Regions from separate parts of the Homo sapiens genome. Here region 1 is linked to region 2. The links are chromatin loops, found by intact Hi-C in ENCODE. Cell type or tissue: heart left ventricle. All regions are shown on one strand.

Region 1 (8,000 bases), 160 kb after region 2:
CTGTGGGATTGAGCTGGGGAAGGCCCCTGTTTTTCCCATTCCTCACGGGCAAGTCCCAATTAAATCATTCAAGTTGGCAGGACCTTTCTCAGCCCAGACCTTCCTTTTGCCACATGCAGGCACTTCTGCCGTTGGCATGGGCCCTGCCTTTGATCAACGCCCTGGGCCTGTTCTGTTTCCTAAGAGCCTTGGGCAAGAGTCAGAAGTCCAGGGTCTACTCCAGGCGCTCCTGGAGCTTGCTGAGGCCTGAGATGAACTGGGGAAGTGCTCTGAGGCTTGGCTTGTCACCCTCTGCCACAGCCTTGTCATGATGCTCGGAAGACAAAGTGAAGACACTCCTTTGTGGAGTCCTCCTTCCAAGCATTGCCACCACGCAGGGTCTGTCACTGCCTGCATTATTCTCAGGACCGACTTCCATGAGTCAACTTGGGTGCTGCATGGCAGGTGAGGTGCCTGCTGCCAAATATCCTTGGCTCTCTTTAGTGCTTTGAAGGGAGACAGTTGTCCCTGTCTTCAGCCCACATCTCCTCCCACATCCCTACAGCTCAGACCCCTTGCCCAGCATCCTTCCCTAGGGCTCCTTGGGGAGGCATAGGGGGAGTAAGAATAAAGCAGGGAAGAGGGTGAGATGCCTCTAGCCAGAAGAGCTCAACTTAAAGGCTGCCTAACTCCTGCCACCACCAGGAAGTGGACAGATGGCCCCAGGTCTCTGTGTCCTCCTGCCCTGTCGTTGCATCATGTCCTGAATGAAGTAACGCTGGGCCTCACTCCAGGAGACTCCAGGGCTAATTTCTGCTGATGGGGCGCAGACACCGAGCTGGTTGTTAAATGAGGCCCTGGGCTGTCTGTGCCAGTACAGACCCTGCTCCGCAGCCCCACAGGGCCTGAGTGACAGCCAGCCTGTGCTAGCCTGTGAGACACTCCCCAGTCAGAAAAGAGGGTCACTGACAGCAGGGCCGTGAGTGGGTTTGGCTTCCAGAGTGGAGACACAGGACAATACCAGTGATTCTAAGACCCCAAGACCTCGCTGATGCCAGACACAATGACAGATGCCACCCATCAAGCCGAGGCGGATAAGGGCATCATAACTTGTCACAACCCGTCGGCACATTTTTATTTCCGGAGAGTCTTTGTATCTTATAACCGCTTTCCACATGCTAAATCTGAGTTCATTAACATTACGGAAGATGCATCTCTTTTAGGACTCACACTCCCATTTTAGGGAAGGTGGCAGACGAAACCACAAATCAAACTTGTAGGGGTTCAAAATAGGAATAGATTAGTCATGGACTATATCTTATCAAAGCCTGCTGGCTTCTTATATCCGCAAACAGACTGGCTGACTGTGGCCATTGTCAGGGCTGTTCACAACATTCTGTTTTTCCCTGTGAGAATGTGGTATGATTGCAGCTGTGAAGGTAAGCGTGGCTCACGTGATTTGCTTTTGCCAGCATCACGTGGGTGGGTGCCATGTGTTACTTCTGGGTGGGAACTTCAAGAGATGTTCCCCCCATTCTCTTTCCCTGGCCATGGTGATCTTGGAAGCACATGCTGAGGTGTGGCCTCTGTCAGTAGGGTCCCTAAGTGACTGTACATACTGGATATATAGCATTATGGAAATAAATCTTCACTCTATGAAGTCACTGAGATTTGGGGGTGGCTTGTTATGCAGCAGGACCTAGTCCATCCTGCCTGATGCACTAACTCACAGCCAGGCACCCAGTATGGAGCTCTTAAGTTGAAAGCAACTTCACTTTGCCTGGCGTGGTGGCTCACGCCTGTAATTCCAGCACTGTAGGAGGCCAAGGCGGGTGAATCACTTGAAGCCAGGAGTTCGAGACTAGCCTAAGCCAACATGGTGAAACCCCCTCTCTACTAAAAATATTTTAAAAAGTAGCCAGGTGTGGTGGCGCATGCCTGTAATCCCAGCTACTCGGGAGGCTGAGGCAGAGGAATTGCTTGAATCTAGGAGGTGGAGGTTGCAGTGAGCCAAGATCATGTCATTGCACTCCAGCTTGGGCAACAGAGCGAGACTCCATCTCAAAAAAAAAAAAAAAAAAAAAAAAAGCCGGGCACAGTGGCTCACGCCTGTAATCCCAGCACTTTGGGAGGCCAAGGTGGGCGGATCACCTGAGGTCAGGAGTTCGAGACCAGCCTGACCAACATGGAGAAACCCTGTCTCTACTAAAAATACAAAATTAGCAGGGCGTGGTGACACGTGCCTGTAATCCCAGCTACTCGGGAGGCTGAGGCAGGAGAATCGCTTGAACCTGGGAGGCGGAGGTTGCGGTGAGCCAAGATCGTGCCATTGCACTCCAGCCTGGGCAACAACAGCAAAACTCCATCTCAGAAAAAAATAAACAAAAACAAGCAAAAAAAAAAAAAACAAAGCAACTTCACTTGAGTCAGGTACTCAAATAGTTCATTGCACAAACATATCCTATATCATAGTCACTCCTAAGGGTCAACTCTGGACCCCTGGCTTTACAATCACACCTCTGTGTCTCCAGCTAGGAATTTTCAGATGGAGACACTGAGGGTCAGAATGGTTGCAGAGTTTTCCCGGGGTCCAGAGCTATCAGGCACCAATGCTGGGACTCGGCCGTGATGAGTCTGTCTCACTCTGAAGTCGACGCCCATTCTGACCACGTGCAGTCTGCTTGGACGGGGAGTGGCTGCTGAGTTGCTCTGGCTGTCTCTGGGAGTCTCGGAGACCCAGGACCAAGACCCAAGTCAGGCTCTTAGGGCCAGGGTGCTGTCTGGGGCCCTCTTTATGCTGTTTGCCTCAGTAACCTGTGTCAGGATAGGGAGCTTTCAGAAGCTGCACCTGACTGGGCAGCAAGAACCGCACACCCAGGGGCAGCATGCTGCTGGTGGGCAGTGTCTAACGAAGTGCTTGGCAGCGTGGATTCTTAGGGCCCTGGGTGAGGGCTCCCACCCGGGGGGCCTGCCAAGACCTTACCCAAATCCTCACCACCACAATCTGCAGAGTAGGAAAGTAATCCCCTAGAGGCACGATAATTCTCAAATGTATGTAAATATGTTGGTAATTAACAAAATACAAATTCATTTAAAGGCATTATTGAATTCCTAGTAGTTTTTGTCATCGTCTATTTTTCTCAATCAACAGATCCTAAAAGTATAATGAGTATTGCATAGGGACTGGTAGGGAAAAAACTGTGTTGACAAATGGGTCCTGGAGAAGAGGTTAGGAGAGGTACTGCTCCTGGCTGAGATCAGGGTGGTTTGAGGGGTCTGGGAAGGAGTCCAGGAGGAGGGGAGATGTTGGCTCAGCCTTGGGGAGCTTGGGGAGGGCCTGCTTTGGGGAGTGTGTGTACAGGGAGCAATAGGGAAGGGCAAGGAGATGGTGGGAGGCGATGGCTGGAGGGGAGTGTTGTGTGGAGGAGGAGGATGCGGGAGTGCTTGGCTGGCCTTGCCAGTGCTGCAGCAGCAGGGCGTCTGCAGAGGCAGCCGGCAGTGGAGGGGGACGGAGAGTGAGCCCAGCCTGGCCAGCCAGAGGAGATGCTGGCCTGGGCCCCAGCTCAGTGCAGGGAGGTGGCACCCTGAGATCACCAAGGTGCTGAAGCCTTCGGGACCACATCCCGATAAATCTTAGGTGGTGGGGAGAGGGCTTTCTGGGTAGAAGATAATTAAGAAACAGCTTGTAGCAAAAGAAAACTGTAATATAAAATGTGGCAGACGGCAAAGCAGCATGGTTTATGGCCTGCCCTCTCACCTCTGAAGCTCTAACTTACATTTCACAGGTCTCTCGGAGCCAGAGGTTTGGTACAAGTACCATTCAATGTCTTTGTGATGCCCGAGGGAGCATTTTTTAATCTATTAGAGATGAGAGGACCCAAAAACCATTTAAAACCACTTAGGTTGTAATGGGCAGGAGAAATTTGGAGTTTCTCACATGGCTGAGGGGTTGTGCATCATCTGGGGCCATCCAGGTTGGAAGGCACAAGCTTATTTTCCAGGGGGAAAAATGGAGTTTTAAAATCCATTCTAAAAATGACTCAAGGGCTGTAGGATGGTGCGCCCTCTGTCCGTGTGGCTCTCCGGCTCGGTGGGATCAATACCTAGTGCTGGGGGACTTCACACATCACTTTCCCAGCCGTGGCTGAAATATGTGGCTTAGGAGAGCATCTCTTCCCTGGAGAAGGCTTGGTTTCTAGAATCACAGAGCAATACTTCATATTCCTCAGTCATAGAAACTTATTTCGGGGCTGATTTTATCCTTTGAGAGGGTTTTTTTTTTCTTTTTTTTTTCTTAACATTTAAAATCTCCCAACATTTCTCCAGCTTGAGGACCAAATACGATTTTAATACAGAGATTATTAGTTTAGAAACCCTTCAGCCACTGACAAATGTACTTAGCAGCACCAACAATGTTCTGATCTTGCTGTCAAGGTGGGAGAAACATGGGGGCAAGATGACTCACGAAGTCAAGTGCCACTGGAAGGGCTGCTCTGGGGGAGGCAGAGGCTGCGAGGGCTTCTCCCTCTTGGCCCCCTAATAGATCCTGACCCCTGGACACGCAGCTCCTCAGCCATGGTTAGCAACTGCTTTGACAGCCCCTCCCAGCCATGCTTTTCTCCTCCGGACTTTGCCTCTTGAAGCTGCACCCAGGATTTTGGATATTGCTAAACACCCAGACCTGCCTACACATTTCCCAGCCTCCAACACCCTGCCCCACACCTGCTGCCTTCCTCTAAGTAATATGATCAGCCACCACCTGTCTTGTGCAAGAGACCTATGAGCCACAGACGTAAGGTGTTGCCAGCGGTTAGCATGGCAGTTTTATGGTTGCAAGATGGAACAGCTCTTTAAGGTCAAAACACAATAATGGGATGGAGTGTGTGTGCGTGCATGTGTTTGTATGTTTGTGTGAGTGTGTGTGAATGCTTGTGCGTGTGTGGGAGTGTGTGGCTGAGGGAGAATGCAGGCAAGGTTTTTCCCCACCAGAGGGCAGCAGCACACACGTTGAGGCCCCAAATGCCTGAGAGGGATTAACTGGAAACTAAAGCCAGCACCCACCTCCTCACCCAGCCACTGGGGGACACATTCTTGGAACTGCCCTAGGTTTGCCTGGCTTTGCCCAGACCTGTCCCAGAGAGCCTCGATGGCAGCTGAAGTTCTGCCTCCACCAGGCAGATGTTTTTGAAAAGCTCAGAAGCCATCATTGAGGTTGGATTCTCCCCATAACGTTCTATAACATCTCTTGCCCTCCCCTCCCACTGCTTAACCAGGGTCAGGGGCTGAAGGGGAGGGGGTGGGAATGGGCTGGGGGTGGTGGGGCACTTGAGAGCCCATCTGGGCAGAGCAGGATGGGGTCTCCAGCGATCTCCACCCCATCTGTCCATCCCGCCCAGGCTGTGGCACCCTGGTGGGTGGGTGAGGCCTCTCAGCTGCCAGCTGGGCCTCCCAGCCCCGGATGAGTTGCAGTAACTATTATTAAGGTAACACACTGCAACTGCAGCCCGCGGGCCAGCACGCGCTGCCACCCTGCGCCTCCCCAGCCAGTGCACGTGCTTTCTTCCCTGAAGGACCTGATGCTCATAAAGTTTATTGCTGTTCCCTGTGGCTGCTAGTGAACAAGAGAGCAACCATCCGGGTTTCTGCCTGGGAAGGATTTATTCAGGCTCTGTGGAGGGCAGGAGAAAGAAGGAGATGCCGCTGGCCAGGGGGTGGGCTTGGCCTGGCCTGTGACCCCCGGAAGCAGCAGAGGACAGGGAGGGCCCCAGAGGCCACAGGAGCATTGAGGGGCAGGGATGCAGGGAAGTGGCCCAGGAGGGGACAGGAGACCTGGTTCTGCCTCAGGCTCCCTGAGCCTGCCTCTCGGGGCCTCAGCTTCCCTATCTGTACTGAGAGCTGTCTGACCCTGCCATGTTCTTACCCTCCTATGGGACAACCCCCCCTTTGATTCAGCAAGGCAAAGTGGTGGGGAAAAATCACCATGGTGGGGGGTCGGGGGGCTGGCAGAGGCTCTTTCTAATTGAAAGAGATTTAAGAGACCTGCTGACCCAATGCCTTTTGACTGGATCCTTTTCTAACAAAACATTAACAGACATGTAGGGCCAGCTGGGGAAAGGAGACTGCAGACAGGATGCAGACGCTCATGGGTAGTTGTTCATTTGTTAGTGGACAGTGGGTTATGTGAGGACCTGCTGAGGACTTTGTGCAGGGGAGAGGCGTGCTGTGATGTCAGAACACTCTAGCTGTAGCGTATTCAATGAAACAAATACGACAAAACTCGGGCCACTGCTGAAATCAGGCGCAGGATGTACAAGTGTGCATGAGATCATTCCCTCTATTTGTATGCTTGAAGTTTTTCATAATAAAAGGTTAAAAAATAAATGGGTAGCTTTTTAAAAATGTAGAAGGCAGAGTCCCTCCCTATGGGATCAGAATTTCAGGGGAAGGGGCCTGGCATGGGGGGTTTAAGGCCCCCAAGGCAAGCTCAGTTCTCAGGTTCACTAGGGTACCTAGAAGAGTCATGGGTGGGGGCCAAGACTCCACCACTGCCCAGGGCATCAGGGACCACCGTTTGGTGGAGACATGTCTCCCACCCCCATGACCGCCATCCCGTGGTCTACCACCACCCTGCACCAGGCCCCAGGCAGCTGCTGTAGATGCTGATGTCATCCAGCCTGGTGCCGGCCTCCTGCCCCCTCCCGTGGAAAGCTGGGGCTGCTGGGCTAGGACATGCTGTTCCTGTGCCCAGGGGATGCTGCCCGCGTTTCTTGGACACCGGCCTCTGTTAAGGGTTAACGCAGCCCCCGGTACTTGCCCCTCCCCCCAGCTTCCTCTGTAGTCCCAGTCCACCCTGAAGTGAGAGGGCTCCAGGCACCCCTGGAAGGGGAGGGGTGGAATTCCCCTGGGAGAAGGGAGAGGGATGAAAGAGGAACAGATGCCAGAATTCCTATACACTGAACTGTCCCAACGCCCTACCCCACCCCCGCCACACACAGATGGACAGACCTCCACGAAGACGCTGGCACCTCCGTGGGGCAGACTCCTGGCCAGCCTGGAATGGAGACAAGACCCCAGGGTACAGACAGGCCCTGTGAACACGAGACCCTCTCTCCCCTCAGTCAGGCCCCGTCAAAGAGGCTGGCCCTGCCCATCCCTGCCTACAAGGCAGCACTCACCAGAGCTTCCTCCGAGATCGTGGGGAGTGTATGGAAGGCAGGGCCCAGGAATCTTGTCTCTCAGTGCCCACCATGTACAGGCATCAGGCAATGGCCCGTCCCAGCGTGGAGCATTTGCTGTTCACCAGAGCCCTGGTGCGGGAGGTCTGCCCGGGAGGGCCGGGCTGCCGTGGCCTGGGGAGGGAAGGGTCACCTGACCCTCTGGGGAAGGGCTGGTGGGGACTGGCATGTCCAGCTGTCAGCTGGGTGTTCTGCTGCTCTGGGGCAGGGCCAGAGGGGCTGGAAGGGAGGGGACAAAGAGGAGGAGAGAGAAGAGGGGAGGAGGAAAGGAGGACTGGTCTGAGGCAGGGGAGAGTTCAGCTCAGCTGCCCACGTAGATGTCAGGACCTGGGCACCAAGGGCCCATCACCCCAAGGCCCTGGTTATTTTTTGATTCCTAATTCAAAAGGAAAGGGGTGAGTCTCGGGTTGGGGGGTTCATGCTCTCCCTTCTGCTGGGCTTCTTGCCCCATCCTCTCTGCAAGAACCTCACTGCAGCTTACCCCATACTGTGGCTGCCAGAGAAGGAAAGTCAGGCGGCAAGACGTTCCATCAGTCAACAGTCAGTTAGACTGAGGACAATCAGGCCATCAACAAGCATTTTTTGAGACCCCCTGCTAGGGCTGACCAAGCACCCCCAGTGTCAGGGGATTACAGCTGGGGGGCTCAGCAAGTCAGAGGGCAACTCCAGGATAAGTGTCTGGTGAGAGAATAGAGGACTTTGCAGAGAGTGAGGAGGGCATCCTGGAGGAGCTGACCGGCTGAGAGCTGAAGGAGAAACAGGGTCATTTGGTTGAGTGGGGGAGGG
Region 2 (8,000 bases):
GCCACTGCACTCCAGCCTGGGTGACAGAATGAGACTCCGTCTCAAAAAAAAAAAAAAAAAATTGGTCGGGCACGGTGGCTCACGCCTGTAATCCCAGCACTTTGGGAGGCCGAGGCTGGCTGATCACCTGAGGTTGGAAGTTCGAGACCAGCCTGACCAACGTGGAGAAACTCCACCCCTATTAAAAATACAAAATTAGCCAGGCGTGGTGGCGCATGCCTGTAATCCCAGCTACTCTGGAGGCTGAGGCAGGAGAATTGCTTGAACCCGGGAGGCAGAGTTGTGGTAAGCTGCGATTGCGCCATTGCACTCCAGCCTGGTCAACAAGAGCGAAACTCCATCTCAAAAAATAATAATAATAATAAATAAATAAAATAAAGCCGGTTGTGGTGGCGTGCGCCTATAATCCCAGCTACTTGGGAGGTTGAGGCAGGAGAATTGCTGAACCCAGGAGGCGGAGGTTGCAGTGAGCTGAGATTGTACCACTGCACTCCAGCCTGGGTGACAAGAGTGAAACCCCATCTCAAAAAAATAAAATAAAAATAGGGCCGGGCACGGTGGCTCATGCCTGTAATCCCAGCACTTTGGGAAGCCGAGGTAGGTGGATCACAAGGTCAAGAGGTCGAGACCATCCTGGCCAACATGGTGAAACCCTGTCTCTACTAAAAATACAAAAATTAGCCGGGCGTGATGGCGGGTACCTGTAGTCCCAGCTACTCAGGAGGCTGAGGCAGGAGAATCGCTTGAAGCCAGGAGGCGGAGGTTGCAGTGAGCCAAGATTGTGCCACTGCACTCCTGCCTGGCGACAGAGCTAGACTCCATCTCAAGAAATTAAAAATAAAAATAAAAACAAGGCCGGGCCCGGTGGCTCTCGCCTGTAATCCCAGCACTTTGGGAGGCCGAGGCGGGTGGATCACGAGGTCAGGAGATCGAGACCATCCTGGCTAACACGGTGAAACCCCATCTCTACTAAAAATACAAAAAATTAGCTGGGCGCCGTAGCAAGCGCCTATAGTTCCAGCTGCTTGGGAGGCTGAGGCAGGAGAATGGCGTGAACCCAGGAGGCAGAGCTTGCAGTGAGCCGAGATAGCCCACTGCACTCCAGCCTGGGCGACAGAGCGAGACTCTGTCTCAAAAAAATAAATAAATAAAAATAAAAACAAATAAATAAATAGACTTAGTGGGGTCTGTGCTACCACCTGGACACAAAACCTGGATGCTAAGAGGGAAGACAGATACTGTCTGGCTGCTGGGAGTGTTCTTGAGGACAGAACAAACCCAGGAAGGACAGAGGTGTGTGCAGTCCTCAATAGCCCCTGCCCTCAGGGTTCAGTTCCCTCCCTGCCTCTCCCTGTTTGCTCCCTGCCAAGCTTCCTGGGGCTCTCACATCTTTTCCTCCAAGTCTCCACCCCCTTTCCCCCAAAATCCCTGCCTGCCCCCCACACCTCCTTCCCTGCTTCATCAAACCCCTGCCCCCTCTACCTCCAACTAATCTCCCCCAACCTCCCATCCTCCCCAGTCTTTGCTTCCCAGAATTCTGGGAAGTTTCCAACTGGAGGTTTTAATTTGAAAACTCTTCCTGTTCTTAAGCAGTTGGTCCTGGGGTGGCTGTTACAGGATCTGAATTGGGGACCTTCTCAGGATGGAGGCCCCAGCTCCGAAGCCCTGATCATGAATTTCAGGCTGCTCCTCCATGTTCCGCCACCAGGGTGCCATTTCCCTGATGATGAGCCAAGAGGGACATGTGAGGAGGAGGGGGCCGGGACCATCTGCCTTGCCGCCCCACCCCTTCTCTGTGGCCATACCCAGGGGCTTCTCAAAACGGTCACAGCAGCCTCCCTTAAAGCTGGGCATGGGGCGTATGGTGACCTACACCTGCAAGAGCAAGAAGGCCTGGCGGAGAGGTGAAGTCAGTTCTGCCCATAGCAAGCCAGGAGGTGTTGGGCAACCTGCCTGAGAAGGAGGGGAAGGAGCCAGCAGGGGACGCCTCTGGGAAAACAGGGGCCTCAGACAGGTGAGGGGCTGGAATTGGGGGGTACCCAGGTTGGCAAGGCCTGGGACAGAGGTACTGAGAAGAGGCCTGGACATGAGATGGGGGAAGGGCATGGGCCTGAGATGGGGGACCCATGCTGGGGAGGGTCTGGGGAGGGAGGCCTTGGGTGGGTAAAGGTCTGGAACAGGGCACCTGGTGGGGAAGGACAGGGAGATGTGGGTGGGGCCAACGGACAGAAGCATCTGGTGGGGAGGAGGCTGGAGATGGGGATTTGGTTTGGGAAGGAGGGAGAGATGGGGTCCTCCCACAAGTGAGGGGTTGTGGATGGGGGATACCAGATATGAAAGAGGACAGGCTAGGGAGTAGAAAGGGAATATGCCAGGGCCAGAGGGACGGGGGGTCCTGTTGCTCCCAGCTCCTTCTACAGGCCTGGCAGCCATCCCCTGTGAGGACAGGGACCCACCTCTCTCTGTTCCCCACCCCCTCATCACCCTACTTTTGAGAGCGATAATCCCCCTCTATGATGAGGACCCCAGATGCAGAGCAGGGGGCTGATGGGAGAGGAAGGCTGCAGAGGGCCAGCAGACCTGTAGGTGAGCCTTGGGGGAGGTTTAGGGGGTCTCTGTCACATCTCTGAGCCCCACCTGCCTCCCTCACCTGACTGTGCTTTGGGATTAGCAGCCACTTTATCCAGATCCTGCAGTTGAAGGAAGAATACCTGCAGAGAGCCACAGGGCCCCGTGAGGTCAGCCCTGAGCCCTCCACCAGGGAGAAGGAGTGTCTGCTTGAAGGTGAGTGTGGTGGCCATAGGCATAGGGGAAGCGCCAGAAACGGACCCTCTTCCTGTAGAACTTCTTAGGGGTGTGGGGCCTGGCAGGACACGGGACACATTTTGAGGGACTGCTGGAGTCAGACTGCCTGGGTTCAAATGCCAGTTCTAACATGCTGAGCCGTGCGATGGGTGGCAGCTTGCTCAACCTCTCTGCGTCTGTTTCCTCGTCTTTAAAGTGGGAATATAATAGTAGCTATCCTTGAAGGAAGTTGCAAGGATGAACTGAGATACTCTTTGTAAAATGCCCAGAACGGTGTGTGGCACACAGTAGGCATTTGCTAAAGAAAACAAGACAACCCCACCCACAACTCAGCCCCCTGTGTGCTTGCCCTCCAAGGCCTGGACCACCCCACTTGCTGCCAGCCTGTCAGTGACCACCACCCATTCACAGGAGACTGCGTGTTGGCCTCTTCCAGGGTGGAGGCAACTCCTTGGAACCACTTCCACAGTTTGGACAAGGAGCTTCAAAACTCGGCCATGGCCAAGGTCTGTGGGTGATGGGGTCATGAGGCATGGGTTGGGGCCTTTCCCACATCAGGCTGGGCCCCAGAATATGTGGCCTGGGCCTGGAAGGAGCAGTCCCCTTTCTTAGCCTTTAGGGACATGTTGCCTCCTGCTTCCTGTCTTGCCTAGGGGTGGGGTGGGGCTGCAGGCCTGGGGTCCTGGGCCTCCTCACCTGCTCAGAGACTGGCTGGACTCCTCTCCAAGGTTTGCCCAGCGAGGAGAAAAGTGAGGAAGAGAAAATGAAGGAAGAGGACAGCTCATTCAAGCTCTGTGTCCCAGGCATTGTTGCCCTCCAGTCGCCACCGAACAAGGCTTTCAGATCCACAGACACAGTGGGTAAGGGCTTCCGCCCTTCCCCTCCCACGTGCCCCCAGGTCCAGGAAGCCTCGCTTTGGCCGGCGGCTCAGGGGTGCAATACCAGCAGGTACCACCAGATGGTACCAGAGGACCTAAGAGGACCACCCGAGACCAGGGAGCAGCGTGTGGCTGGGCTGGAGGCCACACTAGGTGTAACGGGTCTTCCTCTGGGTTTGGGAAGTGGTGACTGCGGGGGTGGTACTACTCAAGCACCACCCTTTCCCCCAGCCCAGAGGCTTCTAACGCCTTCAGTGGCTGCCTCCATCCCTGGTTTTCCCATCATGCACTGCTGTGACAGAGCCCCAGAGGGTCCTCTCTGCCAGTAGAGCCCCGGGCAGCCCAGACATGGACAGCAGTTGGGTTAGTGGTGATAGCATACATAATATGATGAAAATCGTGGTTCACATTTACATAGCCATTAATGGGGCAGACCCTCTTTAAGCACTTTTCATAAAATCCTGCATTTTACGACTCTGAGGTAGGTCCTATTGCCATCTCCAGTTCACAGTGAGAACTTGCCCGATGTCACACAGCTAGTGATGGGCAGAGCTGGGACTTGAGTGCAGGCAGTTTGGGTTCCAGATCCAGGCTCTTGAGTTGGTTGGTGGTGGGGGCAAATACCTGCCCTTTGCATGCTGTCCCCAGTGGGTGAAGACGCAGGCTCTCATGCTGCCGCTGCCAGAGAAGGCCCTCAAAGAGTGAGCTTCCTGGGGAAGGCAGGGCGAAGGAGGGGTGGTACCTGGCTGGCTCTACGTCCTGGAAGAAGAGAGGGCTGTGGCTGAGGGTGAGCAGGAACCACACAGAGCTGGGATGAGGCTCAGGGAGCGGTTGCACCTCCGGGTCCTTGGGTTCCCAGTGGGCTGCTCCATCCTACTCCTGCCTGTTCCCTGCCATCTCCCTGTCCCTTGCCATCTCTCTGGCTCTCAGGTTTCCTGGAGTCGGAGTTGAAGAAGCTTCTGGGAATGCAGCAAGAGTCCCGCCTCTGGAAGCTAGGCAGCCAAGAGGGCCGAGAGCTGCTTACCCGGCCAGAGATCACCGTGGTGGAGGTGAGCATTGTGGATGGCCAGGTACGCTTGGCCCGTGCCAGACCACCAACCCCTTCCTGGAGAAGGTGGGGCTGGAGGCTTACCATCCCCTCCAGGCCCTGGGCCCTGGTTCCAGCCCCCAGGCCCTGGCTCCAGCCCCCACTGCCTGGGTAGGGTAGGCATAATGCCTTCTTGGTGGTAGTGTTTCTAAATTCAGGACCCTGGCCCCCTGAGTGAGTGCACACTGCATGCACATAAACACACACACACACACACACACACACACACTTCTCCATCAGTCTCTCTGTTTCTCACTTGACTCAGAGTCACAATGTCCATTATTTTTGTCTCAACTTTGCTATTCCTTTGCTATGTGGCCTTGGGCAAGTCCCTTCCTCTTTCTGAGCCTCAGTTTCCTCATCTGTAACATAAGTGAATTTGTCTAGACAGGCTGTAAGCTTTCCTGTGCATCTGTAATTCACATGATGCTGCTGTTTTTCTAATCTCTCTCCCATTCTCGTCCACTCCAAACACACATAGGCTCAGGGGAGCGACCCCGCTGGGTCAGACCGAGTACCATCCTGCTGCTCCCCTTCCTTGACATCAGCCTTTAAAGGTTAGGCCTGTCTCAGCTTCTTTGAGTGCACATTGATGGATCTGTTGAAAATGTGTTGATGACCTTTTTGGTTAATTTCCGTCCATTCATCATCTCATGCTTTTATCCAGTGGACATTTGCCCTGACAGTCTGTGTAGCTTACAAAAAGAAAGGGCATGGGGTTTGGAGGCCAGAGGTTTTAGTCTGGCATTAGCTTGCTCTGTGAGGTTGAGTAGAGGCCTCAGTTTCTTTACCCGTGAAAGGGGACTGTTGCAAGGACCTCCTGAGATGACGAGTGTGCAGCTGTAAGCTGCAAAGGCACTCCCTTGCGGGGGCTTAGCACAGTGTGATTCACTTTGGAGCAGTGCCTATCAGAAAGACTTGCCACCTGGGGCTGGGTGCAGTGGCTCACGCCTATAATCCTAGCACTTTCGGAGGCTGAGGTGGGCGGATTGCTTGAGCTCAGGAGTTTGAGAAAAGCCTGGGCAACATGGTGAAACCTTGTCTCTACAAAAAATACAAAAATTAACCAGGCATGGTGGCGTGCACGTGTGGTCCCAGCTACTTGGGAGACTGAGGTGGGAGGATCACTTGAGCCCCGGCAGTTGAGGCTGCAGTGAGCTATGAGAGTGTCACTGCACTCCAGCCTGGGCAATAGAGCGAGACCCTGTCTCAAACAAAAAAAGAAACATGCCTGCTGGGCACTGAGGGGCATCCTTCTAATTGCCCCAAGCCCGCATGCATGTCCATGTCACAGGAGGCCTCTGTGTTACCTCATCCACAGCCACGTAGGTTGTCAGCACCTGGCAGAGCCCCTCACTTTTGTCTTTTCACATCGAAGGGTTTGAATCTTGGTATCTGCCCTTTCTGGTCCCTCCTCCTTCTTCTCATCCCCTCCCCAGCCAGCCTGCCCTGTCCCAGGAGTCACAGTCCTGGGGTTGCCTGAGTAGCGCTGAGAGGCCTGGGTCATTTCTGGGTGGTGGCAAGTAAGGGCTCAGCCCAGTCCTCACTTTGGGGACAGAGCTGCCTTAAGAATACCTTTCCCCAGTGGGTGTTTTGTTTTTTTCTGTTAGGTTTATTATCTTATTACTATTACCTTTATTATTATTTAGGTTCATTACCTTCTTTTTTTTTCTCATTATTATACTTTAAGTTCTAGGGTACATGTGCACAACATTTCAAAGGTCCTGTCCTCATCACCATTCCCATCTCCCCTTACTGCCCTCAGGGACACTGTGCTGAGGGGGAAGGAGGCTGCCCCCGAGCCTTTGGAGAATGCTGGAGACCTAGGGAGGAGCACGGAGGAAGCAGCAGCACCACCTTGGGCTTGAGGGGAGGGCACAGACCCCCCTTGGGGTCGTGTCCAGAAGTGAGGGAGGGGAGGGACTGGCTGCGGTGCTGACTCCTGGGGCTTCCAAGGAACCCCCCAAGTTGGAAGGAGAAAGGATTCTCCATTTTGTGGCAGGGAGGTGGCTCAGGGTTGGTGGAGCTGTGCCAGCCGAGGGGAGGTGGCGGAAAGGTGTCCTCGGGTGCTTGTCTCTGGGGGCAGGGAGAAGGTTATGAGGTGCAGAGAAGACTGAGGCATCTTCCTTCACCCATTTCTGTCGCCCAGTGCCTGCTTCTTGAGGAGAAAGGTGAGATGGGAAACTGGCCTCCAGAGTGAAGCCGGTGCTGGCCCTGAGTCTGCCCTGCCCAGATCCCCGGAGCTGGTACATGGAGTATGTCTTTTCTTAGGGTACATCTAAGGATCCCCTGTGGCCAGCGGGTCTTGAGACACAGTGTCCATGTGTCTGTAGGATGGGCCTGCCCCAAATTCTATCCCACCCAGCCAACTCAGGCCTGTGATGTTATTAATAAAAATGTGCTTTGACTTTGGCCTCATTGTTGGCTGTCTTTGGACCCCAACCCCCAATCTTCAACCCTGGAGCAAGCCCAGTCTATCTGAGGTCTTGATCTAGTCCCCAGTCTGTGCCCATGGGGCTGCTAGGGCTGCCCTGCTGCAGAGTGGAGGGGTTGCAGCAGGGCATCTGTGCAGAGAGGGCAGGAGGTCTAGTTGGCCTGACCTAGGGCTGGGGAAGGACCCAAGGCCCAGAGTGCCAGGGGACCCTGCTGCCCACAAGCCGTGCCCCTGTTAGGAGGGGTGTCCCTGACTTCCCTCCCTCCCTAAGTTCCCAGGCTGTGCTGCAGCCTCCTAGGGAGGATCCGGGAATTCTCCAGCAGGAAGTTCCTGCCCAGCCAGCCCAAGGACAAAGCCAGGAAAGAGGCCCTGGGATGGGGGATCTGCCTCGGGAGGGCGGGCCTGGGTAAGCCAGGGGTCCCTGGTGTCCAGTGTTGCCTAATCTCAAAAGTAAGGGTGGGCTTGGGATGGAGTGCATAATGATGGGCCTTACTGGCCAGGGAAGGAGACCGACACACCTGGCTTCCCAGAGATGAGATGGGCAGCAGGGCCAGGCCTAGTTTGGACACCAGGAGGTGCTGTTCACCAGAAGGTCCTGCTGGCTTCCCTGTGGGGTCCCCCGTTCCTTCCTTTCTTTCTGCCTGGGTCCAGGCTCTGAGACCCCTCAGCAGATGTATGAGAAAAAGAGCTCACTGTCCCCAGCTCTTTTCAACATGACTGCTATCCATGGATGCTTGTCTGATGGTCCCCATGGGTCCCCACTGTGTCTAGCCCGAGGCCTGTTGCAGAGCTGAAG

What was found. Peaks named below come from ENCODE experiments on the same cell type or tissue, not always from the same donor. Only the 100,000 strongest peaks of a DNase experiment are listed, where the experiment ranks them.
Region 1: it touches region 2 in a loop (4-fold over the local background); 14 of 110 quality-filtered maps call a loop at or near these places.

The regions. Positions count from the first base shown.
Region 1 is chr6:33,739,604-33,747,603 of GRCh38, forward strand. IP6K3 (inositol hexakisphosphate kinase 3) reads right to left here and starts at 7,302. Exons shown (of 6, transcript NM_054111.5): 1 at 7,155-7,302. RefSeq lists enhancers at 3,294-3,983, 4,242-5,135, 5,136-6,028, 6,029-6,922 and a silencer at 4,901-5,030. In heart left ventricle, CTCF peaks have their summits at 4,963 (motif pointing right) and 6,612 (motif pointing left); DNase peaks (open chromatin) are centred at 2,686, 4,981, 6,688 and 7,348; H3K4me3 peaks cover 2,897 bases; H3K27ac peaks cover 4,850 bases; H3K27me3 peaks cover 454 bases.
Region 2 is chr6:33,582,057-33,590,056 of GRCh38, forward strand. It overlaps LINC00336 (long intergenic non-protein coding RNA 336), which reads right to left. Exons shown (of 2, transcript NR_027908.2): 2 at 4,048-5,814. It also overlaps the pseudogene GGNBP1. Among named protein-coding and RNA genes, the nearest start is that of BAK1, 5.8 kb to the left of the region's middle. RefSeq lists enhancers at 3,035-4,029, 3,952-4,041, 7,839-8,000, 7,969-8,000. In heart left ventricle, CTCF peaks have their summits at 3,764 (motif pointing right), 7,768 (motif pointing right) and 7,975; DNase peaks (open chromatin) are centred at 3,765 and 7,735; H3K27ac peaks cover 1,649 bases.